Regions from separate parts of the Homo sapiens genome. Here all the other regions are linked to region 3. A link is a loop called in an ENCODE intact Hi-C map of the cell type or tissue named here. Cell type or tissue: PC-3. All regions are shown on one strand. Each heading gives the region's core, and the rest is flanking DNA. Links, peaks and the distances in the headings are about the cores only. Region 1 overlaps CDIN1 (CDAN1 interacting nuclease 1). Region 2 overlaps DPH6-DT (DPH6 divergent transcript). Region 3 overlaps CDIN1 (CDAN1 interacting nuclease 1).

Region 1 (10,454 bases), core at 1,164-9,163, 210 kb after region 3:
ACTTCGTGATCTACCCACCTCAGCCTCCCAAAGTGCTGGGATTACAGGTGTGACATCATAACTATTTTTAAGTGTACAGTCTTAAGCATGTTTACATTTTTGTGCAACAGATCTCTAGAACTTTTATCTCGCAAAACAAACCCATACTCATTAAACACTAATTTCTTCTTTCTCCTACCCTTGGCAGCTACCTTTCTACTTCCTCTTTTTATGATTTTGACCCCTTTAGATACTTTATTTGAGTGAAAGCATACAGTATTTGTCCGTTTATGACTGGCTTATTCCATTTAGCATAATTTATATCCTTGGGGTTCAATCATGTTGTAGCATGTGACAGGATTTTCCTCTTTTTTAAGACTGTGTAATATTCCATTGTACATGTATATTACATTTCTTTATCCATTCATACATCTATCAGTGGACATTTGGGTTGCTTTGTTCTTTCTCTTTTTAAAAAGCAAATATTAAAACAAAGATGAACTATTAAACTTGGCAAGATTTCAAAATGCTCCTAGTCTAAAATCAGCATATCAAAAAGATATCTGCACCTCTATGCAGCACTATTCACAATAACAAAGATATAGAATCAACCTAAGTGTCCATCAGTGGATGAATGAATGAAGAAAATGTGTATGTATACACAATGGAATACTATTTGGCCATAAAAAAAGAATAAAGCCATGTCATTTGCAACAACATGGATGGAACTGGAGGTTATTATGTTAAGTGAAATAAGCCAGGCACAGAATAACAAATATCACATGTTTTCGTTCATATATCGGGGCTTCAAAAGTTGATCTCATGGGGGTAAAGAGTAGAGTGACAGCTATCCAAGGCCGGGAAGAGTGTGAGTTTAAGAGGGTGGGTGGATGAAAAGAGGTTGGTTAATGGATACAAACATACAGTCAGATAGAGGAGTAAGTTCTAATGTTCAATAGCAGAGTAGGGTGACTGTAGTTAACAAAAGTGTACTGTGTATTTCAAAATAGCTAGAAGAGAAAACCTAAAGTGTTCCTAACACATCAAAATGATAATTATTTGAGGTAATGGATACCCTAAATTATCTGGATCATTACACATTCTATCACATGTACCCTATAAATACACAAAATTTTATATACCAATAAAAGTAATAAAAATGTTTTAAGTTTTTGGTCTAATAGGAAATGTATTCAAGATGGTACAGTGAAACTTCATTGCCCTGAAATTGGTGTATGCAGCCCTTCTTTGTTGTGTAAACTAGACTTAAATGTTCAAACAGGCACAGCAGTGTCATGTTATTAACAACAGAAACTTATATTTAAATAACATTTAGGTCACTGACATCACCAGGATTTTCTGTCTAGTCTCTTTTAAAGTAGAGTTTCTCCTGGTCTCATGAAGCTGATCAGCTCTTGTTTTTATTTATTTTTATTATTATTTATTATTTTTATTTATATAGTCTCACTCTGTTGCCCAGGCTGGAATGCAGTGGGGCAGTCATAGCTCACTGCAACCTCGAACTCCTGGGCCCAAGCAATCTTCCCATCTCAGCCTCCTAAAATGGTGGGATTACAGGAATGAACCTCTGCACCTGAACTAGCTCTTATTTTTCAAGGCAGAAATGACCATGTGAAATGGTTCTTCCTGCTCTCTAGCTCAAAGAAACATCTTATCTAATTATAAATTTAGGAAATTTTCTGACCTAGTTTACTCACGTTTCCTACCCCTCAGTTCTGCGTTACAAATTTTCATCCTGGGTAAAGTATGACCTTGTATTGCCTTTGGTTAGTACTTTACAGATAACAGTTTTCTTTTTCCTACTGAGTTCATTTCCAGATCTCTGGACAGAGATCTAGTCTACTCATGGAAAGATCTGTGGTGGGGATTTAGTGGAGAAGAGTTCAGAAAATTTCTTTATTAGATTCTACTGTTGGGTGGGGTTTTTGGCATCAGGCAACAATGAACATATACAGATTCAGTTGTTATGAAGTTTATTCTCAAATCCACCTTGAACTTCAGGGCACAAATGCTATTCTATTCACTTTATAGATAGAGAAATCTTGGGGCTATGCCAGGAAAATAAATCTGGAGTAGTCAGTCATGGATTAGCTGCAGGGGCATTACATTTACTAGAATGCCTTACTCTCGTTGTGCTTAGGAGGGAACCAAATAGAAAAAAATTACAAAGCCCAGAACTGCAGAATGATTCACAAAACCTCAAGAATGACAGGTAAGATATTTTCCACCACACAGACCCTCAGCACAACCAGAATCGAGTGCAGGATGGCCTCCCAGACCTGTCTAGCACTGGCATCCAGTCCCCTACCAGGCATCTGTCTGCTCATGCAGTCAAGCCTCTTCTGTTCACCTCAGATGTTCATACATCGGGGCTTGAAATCCCCATGAGATGTTGCCCTGTCGGGAACCATCCTCTGGAGCTGGACCAGTGTGCCTTTTTAACTCCCTAAACAGAGCATCCCTCTTCGTTTGGAAATGTCTGTGGCTCAGAACTTCATCTTGCAGATCCAGCATTAATTAAGCTATGCCTTTAAAATATAATCAGGTACCATCTTTACAGACTTAAAATTTCTAACTATAAAGTTGACCTTTGAAGTTCACATATTTGCATTTCCCTTTTGCTGAGCTTAATTTTCTATTTTGCTATCATGACTCTTTGAAGAAAAGGCAGAGTATAAATACATTAAAAGCCGCACAACCGACATACAGAAACTGTAAGATTCTCATTTTCTTAAAGGAGCACTATTGAAAATGGTGCAAAGATCATTTTGTAGAGTTTGTATGTTATGGAAAAGTAGAGCTGTGAAGAACACAGATGCCTGCTGAACCTAGGAATGACATAGGCATTGTAGAGATGGCAGTTGTGGTTCAATGAGTGCAAATCCATGTGTCATATACAAATACAGTTCACTTTAATAGTTTGCTATCTCTTCACTCATCTTAAACACCTTAAGGTATTTGGAAAGGGAGGAAGAAATAAAACAGATGAACCTGCTGAGATATGGCCAGGAACAGTAGTACTTCATTTTGATTGATGTTTTTACAACCTTATCTTCTAGATAAAAGCGACTGTAAACAAAAGCCTACCTAAACTGATTGTATTTAAAGGAAGCAAGAGCCACCTGTGTGCAGCAATTGGCTCCCAAGTGCAGTCTTTCCTCCTAGCAGCCAATTCTTGCTGCTCACAGCCTTGCAGCCACCACTTTAACCATCAGTAGTGTTACTTACAGGGACTAGTACTCTTGGTTTCTACCACTCTTTAAACCACAGCATCATCTCCCCCTTAATATCCTAGACAGAATAGATTCCTACCAGCAATCCCAGCAATCTTGCAATTCGCTCTTCAGAAGTGTACAACTTGGACATATTTTTAAGGCTCATTTTCTTACCTTTAAAAATGACTTTCCGTGGCCAGGCATGGTGGCTCATGCCTGTAATCCCAGCACTTTGGGGGGCCGAGGCGGGCAGATCACCTGAGGTGAGGCGTTCAAGACGAGCCTTGCCAACATGGTGAAACCCCGTCTCTACTAAAAATACAAAAATTAGCTGGGCATGGTGGTGCATGCCTGTAGTCCCAGCTCCTCAGGAGACTGAGGCAGGAGAATCATTTGAACCTGGGAGGCGGAGGTTGCAGTGAGCCAAGATCACACCACTGCACTCCAGCCTGAGTGACAGAGCAAGACTCCATCTCAAAAAAAAAAAGACTTTCCTTCATTATATAGTAGAGAGTTATTAGCAAAAAAAAAAAAAAAAAAAAAATTATTTTCCAAATGAGTAGTAACACTGACATCTTCTTCTTCTAGGGCAAGGGACTGTAGAGTGATATTCATTTGTGTATTCATATATCCACTCAACAAATATGTATTGGCTGACTCCTATGTGCCACTGAAATACAAGCTGCCCTCATGAAGCTTACATTTTAAAAGAAGTGTTTGTTTGATAACTGCAAGGCCAGGTTATCCATAATTTTTGAAGACCCATTTTTAAAATCATTTTTCCTTATCTGATCATTTTTTCTAATGATCTAGACATTTCTAACTTCTAATTTATTTTTTTCCCCTTTCTGGCATTTGCCTTCATGAATCTGCAAAATTGGGATGTTTTGCTTTTGGGGACTAGGTTGGCTAGCCAAAGAGATTTTCCTTATCATTAAATATTTCTTGTGACTAAGAGAAAAATTTAACTGCCCATTTAGAGTGAGTTGGGATCTGACATACCAAAGCATTGTGTCACATTTGGTTAATGATAGATTTATAGGGCAAACATGTATCAGCCCTAATCCTTCAGTTATTTGACTTTGCCGAGGATGAAATTCCAATAATTTTTTATTTTAAGCAGACTTTTATATATCCAAAACCCATAAATCTCTTTGTTCCTTGAGATAAACATCTGACCGAACTCTGGGTTACCCTGTGATCCTTTGAGAACTATGCCAAGGAAAAAGAAACTCCATTCCCTCCATTAGCGAATAATTAAGGGCTACTTGAAAAAGACATATTTTGGGTACGCAAGATTTATGTAGTCTTTTCCATTTTATAATGTGGTTCTAATTTCTAATATTCAGAAAGTTAGTTAGAAATGGAAAGTTCAGAAATCACCTCAAAATTCATCAGAGCAAGTCTGATGGTTGATTAACTGGCAAACACCAAAATGGACTGCACCACTGTCAGCCAGGCCTTGCCAACTCCATGATCACTATCCATTATGGTTGTCATATCAATTATAAATTCTCTGGCATCAAACACTAAATCAGCTGAAATGATGGGTTTGCCTTTGGCGTGTTTCCCTGGGGAAATAACTGAGAAAACATGTAATAATTCACACGACCAATTTTGTTAAAACAAACACCCCCAACTTTTGGAAGAAGGCTGGGGTATAAATTCCAGATCGATGGACATGATTTGCACCCAGTGTCCACATGAAGTGTTCTCTCGTTTTAGTACTTAAGTAAGTAAGTGTTTTCAAAGTAAACATAACTTCGGGTACTTTGTTACTTTTAGGGTTTCTATGTCTTTTGCTATGTTTGCTGTCTCTCTCTTCCCATTTGAGAAGGTGTTCTGTCTTCTCCATGCATCCTGTTTGAAACAGAACCACAGCTATTGTCCTGAAACTCATCCTCCCGTTTCCCAGTGAAATCATCTCAATATACTTCTGACCCCATCATCCCTCTAAGTCTCTCGGGACCCCTAACCTCACCTTTCCCTCCCCTCAAAAATGGATGTATCATGGAGAAAGTTTAAAGGGCTGATGTGAATAAATACAACATAGTTAAATAGTTGCCTTTTCCAGGAAGACTTCTAGAATCATTGTCATTGCTCTAATTAGTCTGTTACTGTGAACCCTTTGGCATTTTGTTTATTCAAGTGATATAGTTTACTCTGAAAATGTGAAGAGATATTGATTACTATGTTAAGCAATTTATGGAGAGGAGCTTTTCTTCTGTGACTTGTGCTCTATGCAGGATGGATAGACAAGCTTGTATGTAGATTCTTATAGGTAAATGCAGAGGGGCTGACCCAATCCAGGAGTAAACATTTCTTCTAGAAAACAGAGAGTAAAGACAACAGATTAAAGACAAAATCACTTCTGCCTTTGTTTTCTATTGTAATCTTCTGAGAAAAGATTTACAACAGGCTAGAAAGATTATAAATATAGCATCTATCTATATCCAATATAGAACAAAGCAAAGTAGAAATTAACTACTTTTTCAGGTAATTTAACATGGATGTGAAAATATCAAGGTATATAATCACCATGGAGAATTTCAGAGTGTTGTGGTTGTATATTTATATACATTTAAATTTTTGTTCAAAATAACATTTTCTTTGTGGCATAAAGGCCCAAAGTGAATCAGTATTTATCATATGCTTTTACTTTTTTATTTTCAAAATTATAGAAAGTTGTTTCAAAGAGATAAAGTTGCACTTTTCATAGCCAACATGCATAGATTGAGTGAGAATACTCATAACTAGGTTCTCTTTCTTTGGTCATTTCAGTCTGCAAATACAGACCTGGCAAGGTAAGAAAAAGTAGATGAAACAACCAAGTTATCATATTTTAACTTCATTTCTACGAAAAAAGAATATTTGTATTGTATATTAAATTGACCATAGTGCCAGAACTTTATGATGTTATATTACATGATCACTAATCTATTATTATTGTACACGTATTTACACACAGGCATAAGTATACACATACTTTGCATATAAACATGTGCAAGCATATTTCACTTGGACTGAAAGGTTATTTACAACTCTGTCTGGATATACATACAACAGTGATTAACAAGTGCATAACCAATCTACAACACGTAGATTAAAACTAAATAAACAGTGTAAGAGTTTATTTTAAAACAATTACAAGATGTTTTATGTTTCTCCTTCATCGTGAACTATGTGTTTGAAAACGCACTCTTCATAAAAACCACATGCAAGTCTTTTTTTGATGGTGAAACAATCGACTTCCAACAGCCACATGTCTGCACACATCCTCAGAAGATAGCACAGACCCCACACAGCAACTCATAATAAGAGAAAAAGAAATATATATATGATTATGATTATACATATGTGTGTGTGTGTGTATATATGTGTGTGTGTGTGTGTGTGTGTGTGTGTGTATATATATATATATATATATATATATATATATATGATTCTCTGCTGTTCTTGTTTTAGAGAAGGAGTTTATTTCCCTATGATTGAAATAAAAAATTTGGGCTAGGAATGAAGGTTTCTGTATGTTTTTATTGTTTGATGAAGACCCTCATGAACAAGAAACTTAAAATTATCAGATCATTCCGTAGTCTACTTGTCATTCTTCAATTGAGAATTGTTTGTTTCATTGACTAGATGCAGATTTATATTGTAGGACTCTACTGCACTGAGAATCCTTGTTTATGCAATTATGGTAATTCAGCTCATTGGGAAGAAAAGTATTAGGTCAATTTCAGCAGTTTCCGTGATTACAGGTAGAGAGACAAATTATGTAATAGTACATAAATCCCACACCTTTCACCGTCTTATTACCAAAAGAGATGTAAAAGCATACTAGTTTAAAAAATATATGTAGTGGTTTTCTCATAGAGCTGAAAACATGGGTAAGCCAAGTTAATGGCACAAACATAAGATGCATCTGTATACTAGAGGTATTTTAGGAGCAAAACTGGGGCCTTTGGGGCATACTGTATCACCCTGTTTAACAAGTTCTGAACCTTCTTTTCTGGGAAAACAAATCTCTACCTCATACGTTCACTTAGACCCGTTGCTTCCCTCAGTTTTCCTCATAACTTATTCCAGCTGTTTATTTCCATTTATATGAACAAGCTGTGGCAGTGTTCTGGATTTACTCCTCTTCCCTCATGTTTAGATTCTGCCCCATAACTTCTGAACCCCTTCACAGCGTGAGACATTTCTCTTCTCTGAACTTTATGTAGTGATTCTGTAATTCTCATTCCCTAGCTTACTTCCACCTGTTTGTCAAAGGTTTAAAATATGCTCCCTCAAAAGTAATTATTTTCATTTCTTTTGCCAGAATTATGGGTTGCTTTTCCATCTACTTCCTAAATGTGGTGATACTTAAATTGAAATAAGTAGCCAGATAAACTTTTTAGCGTGAAACTATTGACATCAAACTTAGAGTTATTCCCTGTGTAGATAGGTGGATCCCAACTCATATACTGGGGTTTTGATCAGTTGCCTTGCTTCTGGACCCCTGCTTGCCTATCACCTATCCAGGTGTAGTAAATATTTTTCAGAGTCAAATGACTGTTATAGAATGCTATATAAACACAAGGTATAATGAGACAGTAAAGCATAGTAGTTACAAGGGTAAGCCATAGAGCCAGGCGGCTTGGGTTCGAAACCTGGCCCTTTTTGGGCCCCAGTTTCTTCATCTGTAAAATGAGGATAGTCATAGTGCCCTCCTCATAGGGTGGCAGTGAGTACCAAATTAGTCTGTACATGTAAAAGTTCTTGAAACACTGCCTGCTCAGTAAATATTAGTTACCTCTTTGTTGTTGATTATTGAGATCTTATATTATTTTATATGTACTTAGCATCTTTATAGACATAATGATTGGTCAAGGGCTCCCTGAAATCTGTGGAGATCTAGAAGCTCAGCTGGCTTCAGGAAACCAACGAGGGGTTATTGGGGTTAATTTAGCAAGATGATATCTAATAGTATGATTCGAAACCTCTAAATTCCTTCATCTGCCTTTCTTTTCAACAGTCTCTGAAGAGGATGCCTTGAGGAAAAGTATAACAATAGGAAGTTAATAATCTTCTCCATTCTCCATAAGTAAAGATGCCTCATCCTAGTAATTCCTGAATTATAGGATAGTGTTAGAGGCGTGGCAAGGAAAGGGGAGTATTTAGTTTTATACTTTAAAAAAAAAGAGTAAGCAAGTTCTTCCTGAATTTGGGGAGCCAAATTTTCTGTCTGAACCACTGAGTTTCTCAGAGAGTTACAGGAAACCTTGAACAGAAAGATACTTATATCATATTCTGTCCAACATTCGCAATCTGGAATCCTCAGGGCTTATCTGAGGATAGCTAGATTTTTCTCCAAAACTAAGAATTTACTCACTGAAGTACCATTTTTAAAACATTCTTGGTGATAATCTTTTAAAAATACATTAACAGCTTTCACTGCCTTTTTTAAAACTGAACAAAATGTAAGCAGCATTTGTGTTTCCTGCACTGTCCTCAACACCTGTTGAGATCGACAAAGCCTGCTAGCCCCAACACCAAACAGCCAGGGACTCTCACAGTTGGGGCATTTTTATGTCTCTCTTCACTGCTTGCCAGCAGGAATTCACCTTGACTGACAAAGTGTTCTCCCTGTAACCAACTCCTTCAAATATGCAGCTTCAGGAACCCAATAACCAAGTTTACCAAAACAATAGAACTGGAGAAAATATGGAGAATTCTTTATTTTATGTAACCTTAGCATCCTAGATATGCAGCAAGGAGGAGTATTGCTGTATAGTGCAAGTTAGGAGCTAAGAAGCTCAGTTGGTATACCTGGCACTGATCCTCGGCATCAGAAAGTGACAGAGAACAGTGGGGACTGTGGCAGTCCCGCGAACCTAGGTTATATCTGAAGGGGGCAGCTGTTACTTATCTTCAGTTGCTTGTTGCCAGATTGATTAGTTTCTCAAAAAAAGCTAAATATGCAGGATTTTGTGTAAACATTCCCAATTTGTATGCATTGGTTCAATTTTTTAAAATTAATGAAAGCCCAGCCTTGATTTAACAGATCTACTGATGTCACTATTTTGCAAGGCCGCTCACTCCATGTTTTTGAAAGTTTCAGTTATACAAAAAATTTTATTTGTGTGGAATCAAAATCTAATTCTTGGCTACTTTCAAGCATTGTCCTAAGTCTGCACTTGAGAGCTACAGCACGAATCAAATCCTTCCTCCATAAGAGCACTCTCAAAATCAGAACATGATGAGTGTGTTAGTGAACCTTGACTGTTCATTTCTAAATCAGACATACTCTTATTCTAACCATTCCTCAAATATCCTAGGATTCTCCTTTGGTTGACTTTCAAACTGGAGACATGCCCTTAAAATATGACACCAGAACTCTCCAAAATGCCCTAGGTGTGGCTTAACCATTGCAAAGGACATTGACTCTCTTTTTCTGGTTAAAGTCTAACATTCTATCACCCTGTTTAGTAAACCGATCACTACCTCATAGTGAGTGCATCACAAACTGCCTTGGTTCTAAAACTGGTTCCTCCACTTTTTAGCTGTGAGACCTTAGGCAATCTACTTAATTGTTCTATGCCTTGGTTTTTTTACTTGTAGAACAGGGATAATAATTGTACCAACCTCATGGAGTTGGCATACAAATTAAGTGGTTCGATATATATAAAGTGCTTCTATATATATTAAAGTGCTTAGAACAGTGTTGGGCACATAGTAAGTGGGGTGAAAGTGTTAATAATGAACATTGTTGTAACTATATTATTTTCACTATAACCTGTAAGTATGCCACTAGTGTGCTCACTCTGGTCATTAATAAAATTGCCATGCCGAGGCAATGGCTGACCCCTGCCTGCACCCCTGTCTCTAGACTCGCACTGATTCAATAACCAATGCAAAGCTGTCTGATCATCTTAGTGCTAACCCTGTATTGCCCATCTTGTCCTTGAGGGTATCTTTCATGTACCAGGCACTGTGTTAGGCATGGAGGTCATGAATACAAATAAAACCTGGTCTTTACCCTCAACAGGGTCCCAATATAACAGACAAATGGTGAAACAGAGGGATACTCACTAGGAAACAGGTATGCACAGAAGGGCCAGCTTTAGTTCCATCGTCTCTGATTGAATTTCTCTAAATACCCTAAAATGAAATGAAACCAGAGAATCACTTTTTTTTTTTTTTTTTTTTCAGAGTCTTGCTCTGTCACCCAGGCTGGAGTGCAGTAGTGCAGTCTCA
Region 2 (10,454 bases), core at 766-8,765, 840 kb before region 3:
TCTCGGGCAAAAAAAAAATAAATAAAAAAAAAATCTAGAAATAATTCTTAATTTCTCACTTTTCTTCCTTTTCACATTTAATTCATCAGCAAATTGAAATTATATTACAAGTCCATCAGTTTCTCCTCTATTGCCAATACTGCCACCCTACTCCAAGCCAAAACCGTTTCTTACTTGGATTTCTGAATTGGTCTTCTAATCTGTCTTGCTTCTGCTCTTGCTATTCTTCAATCCACTCTTCAAACAGCAATAACCAGCATGATCTTCTGATCCTGCTCAGAATTTTCCAGAAGTTTTCTATTAAATTTTGAATAAAGCTCCCAGCTTTTTACAGTGGTCAAAAAATCCATAGACGATTTGACCTCTGTGTACTACTCCAATCCTTTCAGCTTAATTGAATGTCTGCTATGTGCTAGGCACTGTTCTAAGTGATGGAGACACAGTGACTAAGACAGTGTGGATTCCTCCTCAAAAAGCTTATGTCCAGGAGATGCAGATATGCCATACACAGAGAGTTAAAAGGAGTGTATATGATGTGCTATAGTGAGTAGATTTCACTTGGGGATTAAGCCATGAGGGAAGGACTCATTTAGAAGGTGGCATTTAAGTGAAAATCCAAAAGACAAGATGGAACCCATCCTGCAGATACCAGAAAGAAGTACAGATAAACTATTAGAGGGCTTTATATAGGGTAGTTTTGTGAACTGTTTCACATTGTCAAAAGATGACTCTGGCTGCTGTGAGGAGAATTGAAGAAGCCCATTTGGAAGCGGGCAGTCCAGTTAGGGAGCTAGAGCTGTAGTCCGGGCAAAACATTGTAATAAGTTGGACTAGGATGGTGAATAGAAACGAGTGGACAGATTCAGGATAACATGTCCGAACTAAAACCTGTTATTGACTGAATGTTGGTGTGAAGGCCAAGAGAAATTGATGAAGGTAATAGACTGTGAAGGAAAAATGGGGAGTGGGTGTGAAAACAAAGAGCCTGCATTTTGCACCCATTAACTTACCATGTACGTTTCTGGTAAATGCTACACTTTGGTTTCTCCAGCCTCAAGGCATTTGCACATGGCGTTTCCTTTAGACTAGAATACTCGTCCTATTGATACAACTCCGATGACTGGAGGAACACCAGGGTCCTTGGTCTCGCGCTGATGGGATTAATGACACGGACACACATGAAGTGGTTTTAAGGAGTGAAAAGTTTAATGGGCAAGAAAGAAGGAAGAAAGAAAAAAGAAAACAGCTCCTCTGTACAGAGGCAGGGGGGAGGAGGGCTTGGAACAGAGAGGAATGCCATGTGTGCACAGGGCCCAGGGGATTGGTTTGACCAGGTGTGTCATTCACGTAGCCCGTGAAAAACCTGGCCCTCCTACCTTACCCCCTTAATATGCAAATGCAGGTTGCCATGATGTTCTGAGCACATGGTGTTATCTGGAAGTGGCCATGACACTTGGCACACCTGGTGACAAGGAGAAGGCGGGAATGGCCATATTGGGTAGACTCTGTTTCTAATTGCCAGCATTTGCATATCAAAGCTTGCCAGCCTGGCTCTTTAAGCCGCCTTTCTGTTGGTTTCCGCCAAGAACTTTTACCCTATCTAGCTGCCTAAAAATATTTCTTAATAACTCTGGTATTACTGTGTCCTAGGATGGCAATTCCTTAAGGTCCTAGTTTAAGTGTCACCTATTCAGAAACATCTTCAGACCACTTGCCCAAATTACATTATTCTCTATTCAGTTTGATTTTTTAATTATTTTATTTGTAGACTTTAAAAATTGTTTGGTTTTCCCCACTACTGTAAAAGCTCATTGAGGGCAAAGATACCTTCATTTTGCCAAGCACTGAATTCACACCATCTAGCAGAGAGTGGTACTTAAGTATCAATAAACACTTTTTGAATGATTGCATTTGTAGATCACTGTGCCAGTTTATTAGTTCCATACGCGTACCCATACATTGTTTAATTTCAATTGAATAGGCTTGTAACAAATCAAATTTTATTTGTCCCCCTTGGTTTATATACTGATAGAAAGTTTTAATGAATAGATTATTGGTTTCTTCAGTAAATAGCCCTTCAGCCCACCTCTGATTGCTCAGGGCCTGGCTCAGAGTGACCATTGAGAAGGCACTTTTCTTTCCAAGCCTCAGTTTCATAGTCTGTAAGACTGATATAAATATGATCTCTGCTTTAAAGAGTTATTGTGAAATTAAATGCGTTAATCCATATAAAATACATAGCACAGTTCCTAGTATATTGTAAGCATTTAATCAACGTGACCATCATGATTGTTATTATTATTGATATTAATTGCTGAAAGAACAGAATGTTTTTGACACCAAAGGACCTTACAGATGAGTGAACATACTGCTATTCATTCTTATTGTCCACAAATAAAAATTGCTAAGTTATTGTTCAAATTTTTATTCCAAACAATATTTTACAATTGTATGTTCTTCTGAGGTAATTCTCAGAACTTGCATTTCAGTGATTTAACATCATGATTCTTTCTATGATTTGAATGATTTAATTAAAGGCCATTCTTCTTAAGCTTAGCGCTTAAAAAAGTCTTAGTAGAATTAGGCTTTTAGAAATTCTAAAAATATGAAAGAGAAAAACATTTGACTCCCCAGATATGTGCAAGCAACAGCAAACCATCAGATCAACTGAATAGATTAAAAGTACCATTTAACATTAGCTAAATATCCTTTTATTTTCGATATAAAAAACAGTAGAATTCCAGTGGTAACTAATGTAAATAATTTATTTTTCCTCATTTAATGGCTATAGTTCTAATGATATCGTCTCATCATGAGGTAAAATGTAAAAATGCTTAAGGACTCAGTACTCTAAAATAGATTTTTAATATTTAAAAGGTTTGTGCGATTTTAAATAAGGCAGTGCCACCCAATATCATAGCATGCTTCATGAGAAAAAGATGCTAAATTTCCTTGACCTAGTTTCATCTTCATGTTTAGGAAACAGTGTCTAAGAAGTAAACAAAGTAGTTGTGCCTCATGTAGGAGATGATTATTGTTTGAATTTATGATTCATGCCTTGAGCAAAATTTTGTTTGTGGCCTCATTTGCAACCATAATTTACAACTTTACCAGGGATATGCTGTGTATTTGGAAGGTAATATATCAGACTTGCTTTGTACTGGAACAGTTTTCTAGCTCTGGGTATAGTATTTTCTGTGTTTCTGTTAGCTATAAAATTTCTAGGCATAACATTTATTGTAGCAAATATGGAAATTAAAAAAAATTGCATTCCCCTTAGGAATGTCTTATTGTATTTATATTCTGATTATGGTTAAATCCAACTATTGTTTAAAGGAGTTGTTAATCCTGCAAATATCTGGTTGCAAAAGTAGGAAGATTTAACTTTTTCAAATTTTTAAAAAAGTAAAGATTGCATCATTTTTGCATTGTGTGTAACTCTCATCTAAGAAACTAATAAGTAACATGTGACTCCAATATAATGTTTGTGTGTGCCCTTAAAATTCAGAATTTTTTTTTCTGTTGCAAATAATAAGTAGACTATAATACTGTAAAATGAGTTTTGCCTGTTATCTTTCATCTATAAGTTAGTGAAGAATTTCCCACAGTATTTATTGGAAGTTCCATTGTCCATTCTAATTTCAATTGTCTTAATACATATGGAAATACCGGGGATTTTATAATCAATCAATCAGTCTACTCCAAGTTGTAGAGATCCTCAACTAAATGTAATGTATTTTCTAGCACTGACATTTATTTATTTGCATCTTTGTACTGCAATTTTTATTAGGATGCTCTTTTATTAAGGGTAATACTTATTCCTCCAACTAAACATTTAAAAATTAACTCTAAGCTTCCACTAGTTTGAAAAATTTCTGGTAGCTTGATTTGAAAATGTAATTTTAATACATATGATTAACAAATATGATCCCATGCTATAATTTTAAAATACTGAAATTATTATTCTGTATCCGATTATATAAGTTTAAAAACAGAGTTAAAAATAGAAAATATTGCCGTTTTTCTTGTTTTCTGATATAATTAATAAGAAAAAAAGCTAAAAGCCCAAGGGAAGTTTAAAAGTGTAGAAAAAACTTGACAATGAACATTTGCCTAATATGCTTGGTGCTACATGTACTTACAGCGTAAAAAATAGATCAACCTAGAATCAGACTCTTCCAGAAATTCTTTCCATCATCCAGTTCTTAGCAGAGTTTCTTCTGACATAAAGGTAAGTAGACTGAATAGTCTAGTGAGAAAGAAAGCGATCACTTTTTCTGGCCGTTACAGTAGAGAAGAGAGAAGTAGGATAATGCCTTTAGTCACAATGCTGGGACTTCAAAACAGAATTAAAACTCTGTTTAGGAGAATGTAGGCTCAAGAATCATTTCGACACTATTACATATTTCTTTTCTTCCCCCAGTAATTATTCATTCAGCTATTATAACTAACCACAGTAATTTTCTTAGAACAAAGGAGAGCATGGCAACAATAGCTTTAAAAATGACGAAGTTTAAATGCCCAAGGTCAGAGTGTAACGTTTTGATTTCCATAAGTATTTCAAATGCTACAGGCTTTATGTAATAATTTTAATGTGAAAAATATGCAGGCCACGCTTCACTGCTCTTTGCATATACTGCAAAGAGGGAAAAAAAACCTTAAAAATTGCTTAGCTTTAATTGAGCAAAGGGATTCACATGTGATCTGAACTTGTGGTTCATAATTCCTCTAGACAGCTTCGGTTGCCGTGTGATGATCCTAATTAAATTATGTAACGGCACTGAACTAGCTAAGCTAAAGGGCCTGTTCTTTCACATCACCTGGTGACTTAACTCTTTACAGGACTCTGGGTTTGGGGCTTTGGTCTTCTACCACAATCTTGTGTGTTTTTTCATTGTTAAGGGAAGGAAAACACAGTATTGATGGAATCCGCTTTAGAAGTTTCGGCCTGTAGGTGGCAGCATTGTAAGGTTTTGGAAGTCGTGAGCTCCCAGGTCTCTGCTTGCCTTTCCCCCAAGCCTCATCCACCCGTGCCACATCAGGGGAGCTAACATCACTATACGCTCATGTCAGGTAAAACTAAAATGGAGAGAAATGTCGTAGTCAAAAAATTAGGCTTTGTTCACTCCCGTTTGTGTTTCATTATATTTCTGATGACACGGTACATTTCTAATTCTGACCTGAGATTCAGCTAAAGGATTTTTCTCAGTAGTCAGGCGTCAACCCATGGCAAACCATACTTTTTCAAGATAGGCGTTTTACCAAGTAAAGAAAGGAAATTATTCTGGGGGAATAATTATTTAACTTAGCCATGCCTATTTTAATCACTTGGGAACAAGTTAGACGGCTTCGTGGGGCCATATAGAAATCACCTAACGAGGTCACCTCACAGTAATCTCAGTGTCCCTATAAAGGTTGGCTTCCCTCTCTTCCTCCCTCCTTTTCTCCCTCCCTCGCTCCCTCTTTTTCTTCCTTTCTGCTTTCCTTTCTCCCTCTCCTTCTCCCTCCCTCCCTTCCTCCCTTCCTTCCTTCTTTCCTTCCTTCCCTCCCTCCCTCCCTCCCTCTTTTCCTTTCCTTTTCTCCATGTGCGGTCACCTTTCACTCAAGACCTGAGATTACCTTTCTGATTTGGCAAGGGTGGAAAAGAAACGAAGGTTTACCAAGTAGAAAAGAAATAAAAACTTCACCAAATTTGATACATTTAATTTACAATTCATGATTCATGTAGCTTTTAATGATGTATTGTTTTATGCAATATGAATTTCTCAGATTATATCACTATAATACATAATAAATGCATATATGTGGATGCTAGCATGGATTTTATTGACTGTGATGTTTTCCTTAGACCCACAGAGATCTTGCAGTCTTACCTCGCACACTTCTCTCTGAAAGTTGTGCTTCAAAAACTTCCCTAGGTGATAATGGCAACAGTGTAGTGTAAGGACACTGGTTTCAGGCCTTGTATGAAGTCTTTGGTTAACTGAATCCTTGGGGAAAATCATTTCTGAGGTCAAGATTGACAAAATTGTTTAAGTATTATTGAAAATATAAAACAAAATTGTTTCCTCAATAAATATAATTAGCTGCATATACTGCAGTTTCAAGAGCAAGCACTGATGTTAGGACCAGCTCTTTAAATAAAATAGGACCTCTGTGGTCTCTGGAGGGAACATGCATAAAGCAAAGTAAATGATTTTCTGTCAACACTAAGTAGACAGGTGCTTACATTGAACAGCATTCTAATATGTCTCTGAATATTTATGTCTTCTTTTTCAAATGCATTGCCCATGAATGTCACAGCTGTCAAAAATCTGTACACAAGAAGATAAAAAATGAAATTAATAAAAGGCAGATCAACATTTCGTTTGTTTGGAACACTTTTCCCCCTTGCTGCTTTCTTTTTTCTTTCTTCTTTTTCTTCTTCTTCTTCTTTTTTTTTTTTTTAATTTTTAACTCAGCTGTGTTTTAGGATTTTGGTACATCTGCATGTTCTAAAAGGCCAACGGAAATGTAAGTTGACTAGTTGTATTTGGGCTGGCACCAGGGCCTGTCTCAGTATTTAAACACCAAAATAATCAATGGAATTAATGGCCAAGAGGAACAGGGTCTGAGGATTTTTCTAGCCATTTCCGCTGTCCATGCGCTTGGCTTGCTTGGGTGCCACAAACGAGATTCTGACAGGTTGTCACTGCCCTGACCTGAAACTCAAGTTTGTGAGGTGAGAGGCTCTTAAATCTTTTGGCTTCTGTAGCCCAGAGTTTTAGCTGTGCAGAGTTAGTGCCAAAACAAGCCATCATGTGCCCTCAGAGTTATAAAGGAATTTGGTTTTCAGAGCAGAGATGACTAAATAGAATTGGTGGTAGATCAAAGCAATGAATAAAAAGGTCTATTTAGTCATCAGATCCCTGCCTCTCTGCTTCTCATGGTACTGAGAGAGCCAGTGTGTATAAAGAGCATGTGTTAAGATGAACTCAGCAGTCACTTGACAAGCATTTATTCATTAAGAAGCCGCACATTTTGAGGTACCTGGTTGTTCTTATTAGTAAGTAACCCCCAGCAAAAATATCCCCCCAGATGTTTTCATATTTACTTTGCAATGTCCGAATGAATCATTTGGCAACAAAGGAAAATACAGTTTAAAGATTGAATCAGGAATTTAAGCTCAGGAACTCTTTGTACTTTGTTTTGCCCTTGATGAGAATTTTTCTAAATTAAAAACTCTCCAAATTGTCAAATCGGTGTTGCAAAAACCTCAGTTTAGTAAGATTTAGCATTTGGTTTCCAAATTTTGGTCATGTAATTGGTGTTTTATTGATAACCGCAGATATGAACCAGATGTAATCAATATTGGTTTAGCTCAGATTTGATTTGGAGAACATACTGGTTGCTTTGATTTTTTGTTGTAATTATAGAAGTTAAAGAAAAACCCCACATAGATTCAGTTCTGATTTGAAGAGGGTCACTGGACATTTTTTTTTTCTTTTAAGAAAATTTTAGTTCGTTGGCAGTCTGATTAAACAAATATTTGAGTATATTTATATTGGGAGTTGTACAAAAGTAGTTTGTAATATGGCTCAGTTCAAGTTCCTTTGATTTGTACTGTGCGATTGATATGGATCACTTCAACAAAATATCAACCTCTTTCAAATCAGTAATTTAACCTCTTGTCGGTAAAATTAGGGGTGATCAAATTGGCAGGGACCGTGAGGATTTTTTAGAGGTAGATGCTGATGCTCTTGTGGCTGGAACCTAGAATTTCTCTCCATCTCTGCCCATTGGAATCCTACTCCTTCTTCAAGATCCAACACAAACGCTACACTTCCCATCAAGCCCTCTCTGATTCTCCCTAGACAAAAGTATTTTTTTCTCTTCTTTTTTTACATGACACTTTGTAAGTACTTTAATGAAAGTGATTATCATATTCTGCTTCAAGTTATAAATAGTGGTTGATGTGTTTACTTCTTTCAATATATCATAAACCGAGAGCAGAGGCTTTGTCTGTTTTAAAATTTGTATTACTGCAGTTCTAGTACTCTTGTTTGCAGATTACTTATAAGTGTTGTGGCTTTCAATACTGGTTGAATCTTTGTTGCTGTTGCTTATTTTTTGTTTTGTTTGTCAGTTTGTTTTGGTTGGAATGGCTCATTTGGCAGGAAAAACATTGCAGCTATAAAATATAATCCAAATGCTTATTATTGAAAACCTTCTAGGGCATTTCATAACGTATACATAGAGTATCTAAAAAATATGCAACCATTACTAGCAGTTCACTGAAGTTCACATTTCAAATAGGTTGCATCTGTTTCTAATCAGGTAACTGAATGATTAGCAGGAGAAAACATATGATTAGAAAGCATACAACCCTTGCTGATACGTATTATTTTAAAGCTCTCCAAACTAAGGTCAATAAAGGAATAGTACATGCAGCAAGAAAAGCTAGATTAGAGGAAGAGTTTCACCAGTAAACCCTTTTGTGAGCTGTTGTAGAAACAGAACTAATTTAACTGATGGGTTGAGGCATTTTGGGCTGACATGCTAACTAAGGAATGTAAAAATAGATGAGAAGAATGGTGACTAGGAAAATTATGAGAGTTGTAGTTGAAGAAAATAAAAAAATGTTTGCTGAGTAGAAAGTCAATGAGCAGATGATTTCATCCGTTTTTATAGGGCTATACTTTTAACTCAAAGAAAGCTAAGTAAGACTAATGGAGAAAAGCCCTACGTTTGATAAAATAAAATAAACAGACACTATTACAAATAAGAAATGTTGGAATGCTCTTTGTTTACTGTCATTACTAATGGGAAAGATAAAATGACTTTCTTGAGGTAGTATATCATTTTAAGATCATACTTATCTCTTAGCTTAATTCATCAACTGAGCTACTTCATTTTTGAACAGTTTTTACACCATTGAGCTTGAAGTTCACAGAAGGAAAGAACAAAAAGCTCTGTTCTCTACTATGATTTGAACCAGACACAATTTACTTCAAAACTGCATGCTGTTCTTCAGTTAATTACTCTCCCTCTGAATTCTATCAGATGTCCCTTTTTCTGCAATTTGGACAGTCTGCAACAGAAGAAAGACATGGGGAAACTTGCTCTTGGTTTTATGTTGGTGACATGCTTTATGAATTGACTTGATATACTTTTCCAGGATTTATTACAGAAACTGGCTACACTTTTCTGTAGACCATCCCTACTCAGTATAGTCAAGGCTCACTGGCTTAACAGAACGTTATGTCTGACAACACCAGTGTGCCTACAAAGCTGTTCTAAAAAGAATGAAAATTTGGTTTGATGTAAAAGTCTACTGTTCATACAATGCCTTGTAACACTGTATTTCATTAATACTATTATTATTTTTAAACTGCAATGTGAGACCCAAGTGTGAGACAAAGAATTTCAAGTTCAAAGTAACTTGAAGCCACAGGGCCCTCAGCTTGGGAAATTCTTGGAAATATTGGAGGTCATGGACCTTCCAAAAAACACAGAGAAGGGAACTTGAGCTAATTTTAGCTAAATGTAAAGGACAGAATGACCTTACTTGACACAGGATTTACTTTTTGCCATTATTTTTTTATCTTCTGGTTATTTATAAACCAACAGCTTACCTAACTACATGCTGTGGTTAACACAATTTAAGCAATTATAGCTCATAGTGATAGTTTTCCTGAAGGTTATACTTCTGATCAAATTCAAAGTCTTGATTGCCAAAGTTTACATAAATTGTTAATACAAAATTTAAGTATGTGTCTATGTTCCATATGAAATACTGCTATGACATTTGTAGAATCCTAGCATCTAATTTTTAAAAACCTTAAGAACAGAAACTTATTGATTCTTACAATTTTCATCCCAAATTATTTCTGTTGCAACTTCTGCCAATTTAAGCTCCATGTTCATGTGCAAATAGAAGAGCCGGTTGTCTCTGTTGCATAATAATTTTCACAGGCCTGAAGACCTTGTTATATTATGCCTCAGCCTTCCTTGCTCCAGCCCAAATTATTACACGTTCTTGGATCTTTTCCCAGGGATCTTATTTTCTATAACTGGTCACAAAGTCTCTGAAGATGTAAAATCTTATAATCCAGAATAAGTTATGCAAATATTATTTTATTTTACTTTATTTCTTCTCCTTTTCTTACTGGTTTGAATAAAGAGACGAAGAAATGCTCCTTCAAAAGTCATAGTAAAACAGATCATGTAGATTTTTACTTTTGCTGTTGAAGTTGTGGGTTTCCCTTATAGTTTATCTTTTGCTTAAGACATTCTATAAAACCTCTTTTCTAACATCCAGACTTTAAATTTATGTCAATCAATTTACACCCTGGAAAACAGACCAGCTCAACACTCAGATCAACCTCTAAGCCCATAGGAATCCAGGCAACAAGCACTTGTCTTTATAGAGCAACTTAGTTTAAGCAATTAACAATCAAGCCCTGTACACATAA
Region 3 (10,454 bases), core at 1,732-9,731:
TATTTCTAAAAACAAAATAAAACAAAACAAAATAGGATAATGTAGTAACTAATTTTGGATAGCTTGTAGTCTGAGGAAACTAGTGTAAGACACATCCAATAGCTATGAAGTATTAGAATCATAGAATGTTAGAAGCCAAAGGATTCGTTGAATAGTTAGTTCAGATATGGTTAAGTAGCATTCTTAGGATTCAAATAAGTAGAATATACCTTGTTGGGAATTATTTTGCTAGTAGACCAAGCCCTCTGGCACAAGTTTAATTTTTCCTTGAGTTCCCTTACCATATATTGGTTATTTAGTCGCTGTACTAATGACTCAAACTCGTGATACCATAAATCGCTAAGCAAATAGATATCTGTATCATTTTGATATATCTTTGCCCTTAGAGATCCTGGCTTAGGTTTTTCTAATGGTGTTTTCCACATTTTGAAGCATGTTTTTTTTCTTTTTTTCTATCTTGGCCCATATCTCCTACTGTCTTCCTACTCTTGGATTATGACATAGGCAACCATTCACTCATATGAGGTGCTTTAAATTGCTGTTCCTAGTAAGATCTCAAAAGTAATAGGTAAAAACTTGTTTGAGTGGTCATCCTGTGCTTAAACCAATGTACTTAGTCATCTTCTTGAAATCTCACCTCTCTTTACCAGAAAATGAGTTGAAGCTGGCCATATTGTGTATTGTGCTGTGTACAGTGTTGAACTTAGTGGTTCTTGGTGGTGAACTTAGGAGTCCAATCTGGTAAGGAGTGGAGTAGCTAAAAAACTTGCTTGGGACAAGCACAGCAGTTTTACTTGGCTCTTATGCTTATTTGAGGTGGCTTGGTTTACTTGGTGCTGCCATTGGTTATGGTTGTCTTTTTTGAACAATCCCTCCCACCCCCAATAAATGATGCATTTAAGATGCCTGCTCTTTCCAGAGGGAGTCTCGTATTCCATTCTTCTTGCCTCCTATCACAGTTTCTTCCTGAGAAATGATAGAAATAAAAAGCTCTATCTCTTTTTATCTGAGTCACAGTTGTCTCATCTGTAAAAGGAGAGGTGAAGTCCGACGGCTAGGAAGTAGAGGAAGCAGGATATCAAACCCAAGTAAAGTCAGGCTCCAGAATCTCTTTCTCGCTCTGTTGTCTCTTCTTGATCAGTTCCTTAAGGCTGTGGTGACGGTGAAGTGAGATAAGGCATGTAAAACAGCGCAGTGTAGAGCTCTCCGTAAGTTTTTAATGAAAAGTAAATATGATTTTTGTTAGAAGGTAGTAGCTGATCTACAGTAGAAGAAATGTCTGAGCAGTAACCTTTTGAAACATAAAACACAATTTTGCTTTGAAACAAAGTGCAGTAGATTTACAGAAAATGAAAATGTTTATATGGAACAGTTGGTTGTATGGCTGAACATGTAAGATTTGATTATCAGTTGAATATTGTATCGTTAACAGAAACTTCTTTAAGTATTTCACAGTGATATATAATGGCATTTAAAAAAACCTTTTAAACCTAAATTCACTGATTTTTAAGAATTGAGGGAGCATTGCAATGCATAATTAATACCGTAGGGCTTGGTATACTTAATTGAAATACTATTCCTATTGGCCTTGTTTTTCTCAATTGAAATGAAAGTTGATTCTCAGTTTGTGGTCAATTTTCTACACTTCTGATAATTTTGTGGTGGACCTGAGTTCCAGAATAATAAGTGAGAATAGCTTAGAAAGAGAGAGAAAGGCTTTTATTGAACTGGAAATTCTACTGATGGTTTTGCCATAGAAATAGAATTAATTTACATGATCTTTAAAATTAATATTCATACACCCAGGAAGGATATCTAGGGTTATTTCTGTATTAATCATTGGACTAGGTAGGAATGTCTAAGAAAAGAGTATGATTATTTCATGTGTTTTCTTTAGTGATCTTTTACATTTTTTTCTGTATTATTATTATTATTTTTTTACTTTGTTGCTACATTGTAGCTTAGCTTTAAAGACTCTTCTGAAAGGTTATTATGTTAGTGTATGGCCCCTTCACTTTCTAAAAGAAGTGTTTAGCTTTTATTAGATATTTGTGCATCTTTGCATTGTGTAGCTGCGAAAGGGATATGAGCTTGAATTCTTCGCAGAGGAGTATTTGAAGAAAGCCTCAGATAATGTTATTCTAAGAAGAATCCACATGCTATAATTATATTTCTTATTAATTTGGGGGGAATTTTCATGTAATTAGAATATTGGCTTTATTTAAAAAATCTATATTCAGGCATCAAACTTTAGTTTACTAAGTAATAACCCTTACCAGAATGATTGCTTGTGCAATAAGGAGAAATTATATATTTCTCTAGGGGAAAAAAAGGTTCAATAGAAGTATAGTTTAATAATATTTTATTATTTAACTTTTGACAAAGTCGACTGAATTTGCCATTGTTTTTATTACACATTTTGTACAGTTTTGCCGTATTGGTTGAATTTTCCTTAGAAACAAAACAATCAATATATGCTTTACTAGATTAAATCTGAAAAGTGACCTTAATATATGAAGTCATGCTCTGGTATAAAGATCATATAGAAGATAGGTAAAGAGTAAATGCTTCTTTATTTTTAATTGTCTTTTTATTGAAGGGAGATGTTTTCAAATGTATACTTGAAGATGTTTCTCCTTTCTCCATTCTGCTGTCAAGTTGCTTAAACAGTGAGCTGTATATACAGTGAATACATTTAAGCTGCTAGGGTGAAACTCCTAACTGAATGACAGTTCTCCATTTCTTTTTTCTTTTTTTTTTTTGAGACGGAGTCTTGCTCTGCTTCCCAGGCTGGAGTGCAGTGGCGCCATCTCGGCTCACTGCAAGCTCCGCCTCCTGGGTTCACGCCATTCTCCTGCCTCAGCCTCCCGAGTAGCTGGGACTACAGGCGCCCGCCACCACGCCCGGCTAATTTTTGTATTTTTAGTAGAGACGGGGTTTCACCGTGTTAGCCAGGATGGTCTCGATCTCCTGACCTCGTGATCTGCCCGCCTCGGCCTCCCAAAGTGCTGGGATTACAGGCGTGAGCCACCGCTCCCGGCCAACAGTTCTCCATTTCTTAGGGGAACAGAACACAGCTAGATCCTGGATTGTTTGGTCGGTCCATGGGTTTGAAGCTAGAGTAGAACAATCTGTGACCCACGTATGAAAGATGGTACATGCTGATCACAAATCCAACCCTGTTCTAGCCACTTTGGGGAACTAATACCTGCTTCACCTTTTCTTTCCTCTCTTCCCGTCCCTACCCTTTCATGAAACATATAGTGAAGAGTCAGTAGTCCTTCTTCGTAAGCCAGAGCTTCCTTCATGCCAAGGAACAGTGACATGGCTTGTCACTTTCAAGTTACGTCTCTTGGCTGAAGGGTGATCTTTTCTATTCATTCTGGCTTCGTGACAGCAAGTAAAAGTTTGTTTGCTTTTTTTAACCTACTGTGGTGTTCAAACTGTGACCTCATAAATAGCTGGGATCTCATTGAGATAACAAGGGCTCTGCAATTTTTCATCCAAAGTAAAATGTTAAATTTTCTCAGGACCTATTTCTTTTATGTGTTTGAAATACTATGATTCAGTTGCTAAAAAATGTTTAAAGCTATTATACTTAAAGCAATAACTTCAAGACTATGAAAATAAATATTTTGAAACAAAGCAATTCGAGTAGAGGAAAAAAGTAAGGTAGATTCATATCTCTTAATATAGCTGTTCAATGAAATATGTAAGTACTTGGTCTTTCCCTGACCAAACACCGGCCCCTGCTAATTGAGGCAATTCTGTGCGAAGCCCAGTCTTTTTCTGAGGTTGTCCTGGGAGTAGTCGTCATATCCAAGACTAAGATTTAAAATACCTGGTATATCATCATTGCTCCCCACCCCCAACATATACTTATTTTTAATTATTTTCAGTCACTGTTAGTTAAGGCCTGTCATTTGTTCCAGGAACAAAAAAGGATGAGATATAAACTCTGAACTTGTGTTTATTCTGTTACATGAAATAGGAGGCATAGCAGACCATTGATATTTACAAGGTTTATCACTTAAGACTATTGAAAATCCCCAAGTTTGCAGTTAGCACTATATAGGATGGGAAAGGTCTACTAAGCTTTGGGATGCCGGTGTTGGCTAAGCTCACTTACCAGCAAACTGACTTGTGCATCCTCAGATCAGCCTAGTATGAATGATCCAGATTTATACTCAGCACATTTATGAATCAGTGTTTGTCATATATATTTATGATTATTCTCAGATAGAACTTTGTTTAATCTAGGAATGTTTTAGGATGAATAGAGATGCAGGGTGAAAATTTTGTGGTTGGACATTCATGCCTGTGGCACACCTTATCTTCCTGTGATTCTGTAGCTGATGACGTGGTTCTATAGGGCTCTTGTAAGTGGCTTCTCTTGTGGTTGAGATCTGGGAGGTGAAGAGTCATTTGAATGTGTCTTCTACATTACACATGAAGTTAGACTGGCACTTTTTAAAAAAAATTTGTTTCTGTCTACAGCTCTCTCAAGCTGATATCATCCTTTGCTTAAGGTATATTACACTGCTATTTGTTTTTGCTGATAATATTGGTAGGGAAAGCTAATAAAATTTGAAATTAACTTACACTTCGAGCCCCATTTAGCTAAGATGGTAAATGGACTGGGAATATGAGGCAGACTGTTCCTTGTATAACGTTAAAAAGCCCATAGACTCTTCCAGCCTGTATGTAACAGCCTGTATGTAACAAATAGCTGTTTCCTAATGGATGAAGTTAAAATTATCTAGATTCTCATTTTCTGAGGACAACTAAAATATATAAAGATAAAAATACATTTAACCTCAAGTTTATAACATGTTCAGTTTTTTATTTGCATGTTGGTGGGTGCACTTGGAACTCTCTACATGCAGATAGATCATAAAACATTGCTTGGGAGGGACCTGCATACCTCTCTTATTATTCAGATTCAGTGACTTATAAAGCAAGCCGGTGTTGGATCGAGATTGCAGTTAGAGATAATTTGGTCAAATCTGTTAATGTTGCAGATGCAGAGGGAGGAGTCCTACCCAGTGATTTGACCAAAGTTCCATATCTGGATGCAAAACTCTCCATTCATGCTTTTAAATTAGAGAACAGACTCCCATCCCTCTAGGGGCCAGGCAAGTATCAACAACAAGTGAATGAATGAAGCTGACCTGGTTGGTTTTGCAGCTAGGTGAAAGTACAGTTGTGTGTACCAACAAGGCAGTGGCCACTTTATGCCAGCCATCCAGTGCCATGCAGGAATGTGGGCCTGGTGCTGCCAGGCCTTCTACTCTTTAGAAAGCAGCTCTAGATCTGATTTTTTTTTTTAAGAAAAAATAAAATATCCTGAGTTTTAAATGTTGTCAATTTGTTTGAATTTTTAAAGCACTGTGTGGGCCAACATTTTCCTGGCCAAACAGAACAAGTCTGTGGGCTGAATTTGGCCTACAGCCAGTGGATGCTGGTGCTCTTTCCAGCTTGTGAGAGCTGATGGTGAGCATCTTTTCCAGACTCTACAAACCGCGACCTCACATTGGTAGCTTAAAATTCATCCACAGTAGGAGTATTTACACCACAGAAATTGGCAAATGGTACAACCTGGGCTTGCCCCTTCTCCAGCCCTACCACCCCTCACTACCAAAGGCAGTTGTTAAGCCTCACACACCACTGCATTCTATCGCCAGTCTGAGACTTTTGTACCTTATGGCTCCAAGGGATGTCTTTCATAGATGTTTTTACACCCCCTTTGTTCTGATTTTTGTAGCCTTTTTTCTGAAAGAGACTCACACTACTACCATGTGTAACTCGTTCATTCTTATAAGATTTTTGTCATTGTTGGGTTGTTGGGCTTTCTCCTTATGTTTCCCTTACTATAGTTAGCATGGGAGCTGGAATTATAGTCTTGGGCCTTAGGAGGAGTACCTAGTATATTGTAAGTATTATGGTACATTCATAATGGACATTTGATTGAACTTGCCTAAAGAATGCTGCTTGATTTTTTTTTTTAAAGCCATATATACATGTCTCATTTAGAAAAGTGAATCCTTTTTAAAATTGATTAATTAGCTAAGTTTAGGGACATTACAGTGATTCTTTCCTTTCTGTTGGAATTTAGAAATGCTCTAGTGGTACACCCGAGGGTTTATCATGTCAGAAATTATTTCTAGAAAAACTCAAGCTCAGATGTTACATTTTCATTTGGTAGTTATTCCAGTATAAAAACAGAGGGAAGATACCTAATTGGTAAGTTTCTTCAGTTTTTGGTGCCTTAGAGTCCTTATTTATAAAATGGAATTGTTATGAACTTGAAATAAGATAATACATATAAAATGATTAGCACGGTTCCTGATACTACACTGGTTGCTACTGCGGTTATATTATTGGAACCATTACTTAATCATGGTTGCTTGTTGCAGTGGTATTTATGGTTATGATAGTTAGACTCAGCATATTAGAACTGAAAATATTTTGCCTAAAACCACCCCTTTCCAAGTATTTTCTTGTCTACTTTTCTCAAATGCAACCACTCATATCTGGAAGCTGTTTTACTGTTTTGTCTCAACTTAGTAAGAAGGGGGTTATGCATTTATGAAAGATACTTGAGTGAGTACCAGGTTTAGAGTCAGGGTTTCTCTATCAGGTAGTAGCTTGACTCCAGTAAATATGTAAGTTCAGGTGTAAGTCTTCCAGGGCAAGGAGATTTTATAGGATACCCTAGATCATCACGTCAGTGTGAACATTGATTTAGTGTTCAATATAGGTATTAATCAAATTTGAAGAATGAAAGTTTTTATTTTGTTGTTATTATTATTGTTATTTTTTGAAATGGAGTCTCGCTCTCACTGAGGCTGGAGTGCAGTGGCGTGATCTCGGCTCACTGCAGACTCCACCTCCTGGGTTCACAGCATTCTCCTGCCTCAGCCTCCTGAGTAGCTGTGACTACAGGCGCCCGCCACCACGACCGGCTAATTTTTTTGTATTTTTGGTAGAGACAGGGTTTCACTGTGTTAGCCAGGATGGTCTCGATCTCCTGACCTTGTGATCTGCCTGCCTCGGCCTCCCAAAGTGCTGGGATTACAGGCTTGAGCCACCGCGCCTGGCTGAATGAGAGTTTTTAAAATGATCTGAAACCATTCATCATACTAACATACTGATTGTGAAAAGACCTTGTGGTAAACACAAAGAAGTTGCATAAACTCTTAAAAAGAATGGATTGATTATTCCTTAAGACTTTGGTTTTACTAATTACGATGTATTCTAGAATGGTGCCTTCAAAGTTTTCTTTTAATTTATCTTATTTTTGCAGTTCTGCTAATCACATAATTGTAATAGTAATGAATTGGGCAAGACAGTAATTTTTCTCCTTTAGTTTTCATTGTATCATAGAGCCTATCTTCCTCTAGGTTCTAGATCAAAGAGAGGGTTTCAGGTTTAGACCTACTTCAGTTAAACTGCTTAGGCCAGATTTGAATAAAAGTATTAAAACAGGTGAGATGTTTTTGCATTAAAAAAAATACCATTCAAAAATTTGAGTGACACTTTGAAAAAAAGTTGCCTATTCCCAAAGACTATGGAAGCAAAAGCATAATTATGCTATAGATTATATTTTAGGGACAATTATTTGCCATATAACTCTTCTGAAGCATGGAAACAAGACTTGGTTAGTTGTATTTCCTCTGTTAGAGGTGTGTAAGGAGTCTAGATTTGGTTCATAGTCATGAAAAATATTTTATTCATGTGATAGCTTTTTGGACGATTGTATTCTGCACTGTATTACAATGGCACAATAAATTGCTGAATATACTGTCTGCTGAATATGACTTTACCATGAAAAATTTGATGCATGGAGAAGGAAAGGTTGGAATATATCAACCTTTTCTGACAAGGGACTTTGAATTTTGACCTAATACAGATGACCTTTGTGCGCAATAAAAATGAGCTTAATCTTGAGGTTAAGGTTGAGGTGAATGGCAGGACAGTGTGGTGGAGCTTACACTGACTGGAGGTGTATTGGTGCCTATGTGGCTATTGGCTAAATGGGAGTCCGGCACTTAAAATTTTTTTTTTTTAGCATTTCAAGAAGCTTATTTATAGCAAGTTGTTTGGCTCTTTAATACCACCCCATTTCCTCAAAGCTCAGCTTTCTGTTTAGTTGTGGTAAGTTCATCTGTTTTTATGAAGTTTACTGTTTCTGAGTAAAAGGTATGACTGTGCTTTTATTTATTTTCTGTTCCATAGATAAGCTATAGAGAAAAAAATGTTCTTATGGCTTATGGAAAAGACAACTGACATATGTAACCTTGGAACTGAAAATAAATGTTCTTTTAAGAAGATTTTTTTCTTTGACAAGTTGAACTTTTGTCATCTAACTTTGGAACTGTCAGGAGAATTTTTAAGCAGTTTGTGCCTTTATCTAGATTATAATTAAGAGAATGTGTGGGAATTATTGTCTTGAAAGGCTTAGATGATTTACAGAATGGCTATTGCCTTGGAAGTTCCTTTGAAGTGCATTGGCTAATACACTTACATTATAATATAATATAATATAATATAATATAATATAATATAATATAATATAAAATAATATGATGATATAATGTATTTTTAAGGTTTTGCCCACTGTACCTAGAAGGAAAATTGTTTTAAAACATGAATTTCTCTATCAAATATTTTATTTTCAAATACCTCCACTGATTTGTCATAAAAGAAATTACACCTTAGTGAACATCAGGAAAAAACCTGCTCATGTTATAGTACCTGAACACCTATTGAATAGTCTGCCCTAATAATTGGTTGAAACAACAAATAGTTGAGGAGAGTGCCAGAGAGTCTAATGGAAAGAACTTCTACTCTTTTAATCGAGCCTGCAAAATATATTCCCTGGGACTGATCAGCTCTGAAGCACTGAGGTTTGATGATTGGAATGGCAGGAAACCATGCTTTCAGGACATAACGAATTGACGAGGCCATCCATCATTTGTTAGCATACGCTGAAAACGTGGGCTATGTGTGCAGAGGCCTGTGATTTAGTAAATACTTGGGAGATGAATAGAGCTTACACACAAGGGAAGATATTGCTGTCCTTCAGCAGCCTGAGACCCAGGCGCCTGCTGAGAAGGCCATCTGACGGCATATCATCAGTAACTGGCCTGTCACAGTCAGCGGTGCCCACCGACCATTGCCAGTATATTAAATGCATTTTTAATATCTGCTTCAGTAGATTTAATGAAGAAAATTTAGTTTCCATACTCCGAGCACTGCTTCCTCAAGTATTCTAAAGAATGAACTCCTTGCCTACACAAAAAAGAGGGAAGACCATGCTGGCAGCTAGGAGAGTTGATTGAAAAGGAAACTCAAACAAAATAATTGCTAACAAAAAATATATTTAGTAGAGTCAGTATCTTGTTGATGTGAAAAAAAAAAGCTCATTTTTTTTTTTTAAAGAAGTTTTGGATTAAATTTTTAGCCCCTAATTCCCTTTTCTCACAAGCCCTCTCCCTAGGAGGATTCGACCTGCTGGCAAAGGAATATAAACCTACTGCTCTGAAAGGAAATATTAGAGGGGGAATATTATGGTTTGGCATAATTTGCCAAATTTATGGATAGAAAGACTCCATTTTAAATTACTTTGTGTTTTGGTATACTACTGTTGATTCTTAGGATTTTTGCATGAAGATATAAAGTGGAGTTTTTCTTAGTTACTTCCAAATTTTTGAATATTGAACTTTACTTGTAAACTTATTAATTAAGGTAGTAATTTTTGCCTGGTATGCAGAACAGTTCAAAATGAATGTAAAAAAAATTAGTTGCCAACTTGATATAAAGTGCTCTTATGTATTTCTTATGCTGTAATGTTTCTTTAAAAATTATAATTTTTAAATGTTCTATTTTCAAATTCAGGCAAAGTGTGTAGATTCATTCTTTTAAATGAGTTTCAATGCTGACATTATTTACTACAAAACAGCAAGACAACCAATTAGATGTAGTTGCAAACATGCACTATAAACCCCTCTTTAAAAAAAACAAAAAACAAAAAACAACAACAACAAAAAAAACCCAGAATATGCTCTCATGTTCACAGAAGAAGAAGCTACAGAATGGGACCTATAAATCTGATTCCTGCATGTGTCAAAACAGTAATGTATTAAATGCATATTATTATAAAAATTTAAGACATGTCTTAAACACACTTACATTTTTATAACACGTGGCAATATTAAATAATACCTTTCCTTGTTAGCATCTGTTTGCCGTCATTGTTGGCAAGACCTATGATTTATTGCTTAAATTAATGACCAAGACCATTTTGGACCTGATATATGCCCCTAAGCTTATTACATCACTAAATAAAATAAAATGTATGTGCCTATGACAGAGTTATTTTTATAATTGTTTATCCCTTTAAGTGCCCTATTCGGTGATTCACTGAAAGGTTCATAATGGTTGGCTTGTAA

Evidence for each region. Peaks named below come from ENCODE experiments on the same cell type or tissue, not always from the same donor. Only the 100,000 strongest peaks of a DNase experiment are listed, where the experiment ranks them.
Region 1: it touches region 3 in a loop (4-fold over the local background); 5 of 110 quality-filtered maps call a loop at or near these places.
Region 2: a loop joins it to region 3, with 12 times the contacts of the local background. A loop is called at or near these places in 3 of 110 quality-filtered maps.

What each region holds. Positions count from the first base shown.
Region 1 is chr15:36,794,289-36,804,742 of GRCh38, forward strand. All of the region lies in intron 10 of CDIN1 (CDAN1 interacting nuclease 1), which reads left to right. It also overlaps the pseudogene CSNK1A1P1. Among named protein-coding and RNA genes, the nearest start is that of MIR8063, 170 kb to the right of the region's middle. In PC-3, for the core only: no CTCF peak of the experiment used is centred there; DNase peaks (open chromatin) are centred at 2,123, 2,983 and 4,243; H3K27ac peaks cover 515 bases.
Region 2 is chr15:35,746,847-35,757,300 of GRCh38, forward strand. The region is part of intron 2 of DPH6-DT (DPH6 divergent transcript); the gene reads left to right. Among named protein-coding and RNA genes, the nearest start is that of MIR4510, 170 kb to the right of the region's middle. In PC-3, for the core only: CTCF peaks have their summits at 4,958 (motif pointing right) and 5,159; DNase peaks (open chromatin) are centred at 4,955 and 6,845; H3K4me3 peaks cover 260 bases; H3K27ac peaks cover 1,088 bases.
Region 3 is chr15:36,586,762-36,597,215 of GRCh38, forward strand. The region is part of intron 1 of CDIN1 (CDAN1 interacting nuclease 1); the gene reads left to right. Among named protein-coding and RNA genes, the nearest start is that of CDIN1, 12 kb to the left of the region's middle. In PC-3, for the core only: a CTCF peak has its summit at 5,117; DNase peaks (open chromatin) are centred at 3,400, 4,320, 5,010 and 8,140; H3K4me3 peaks cover 1,546 bases; H3K27ac peaks cover 4,340 bases.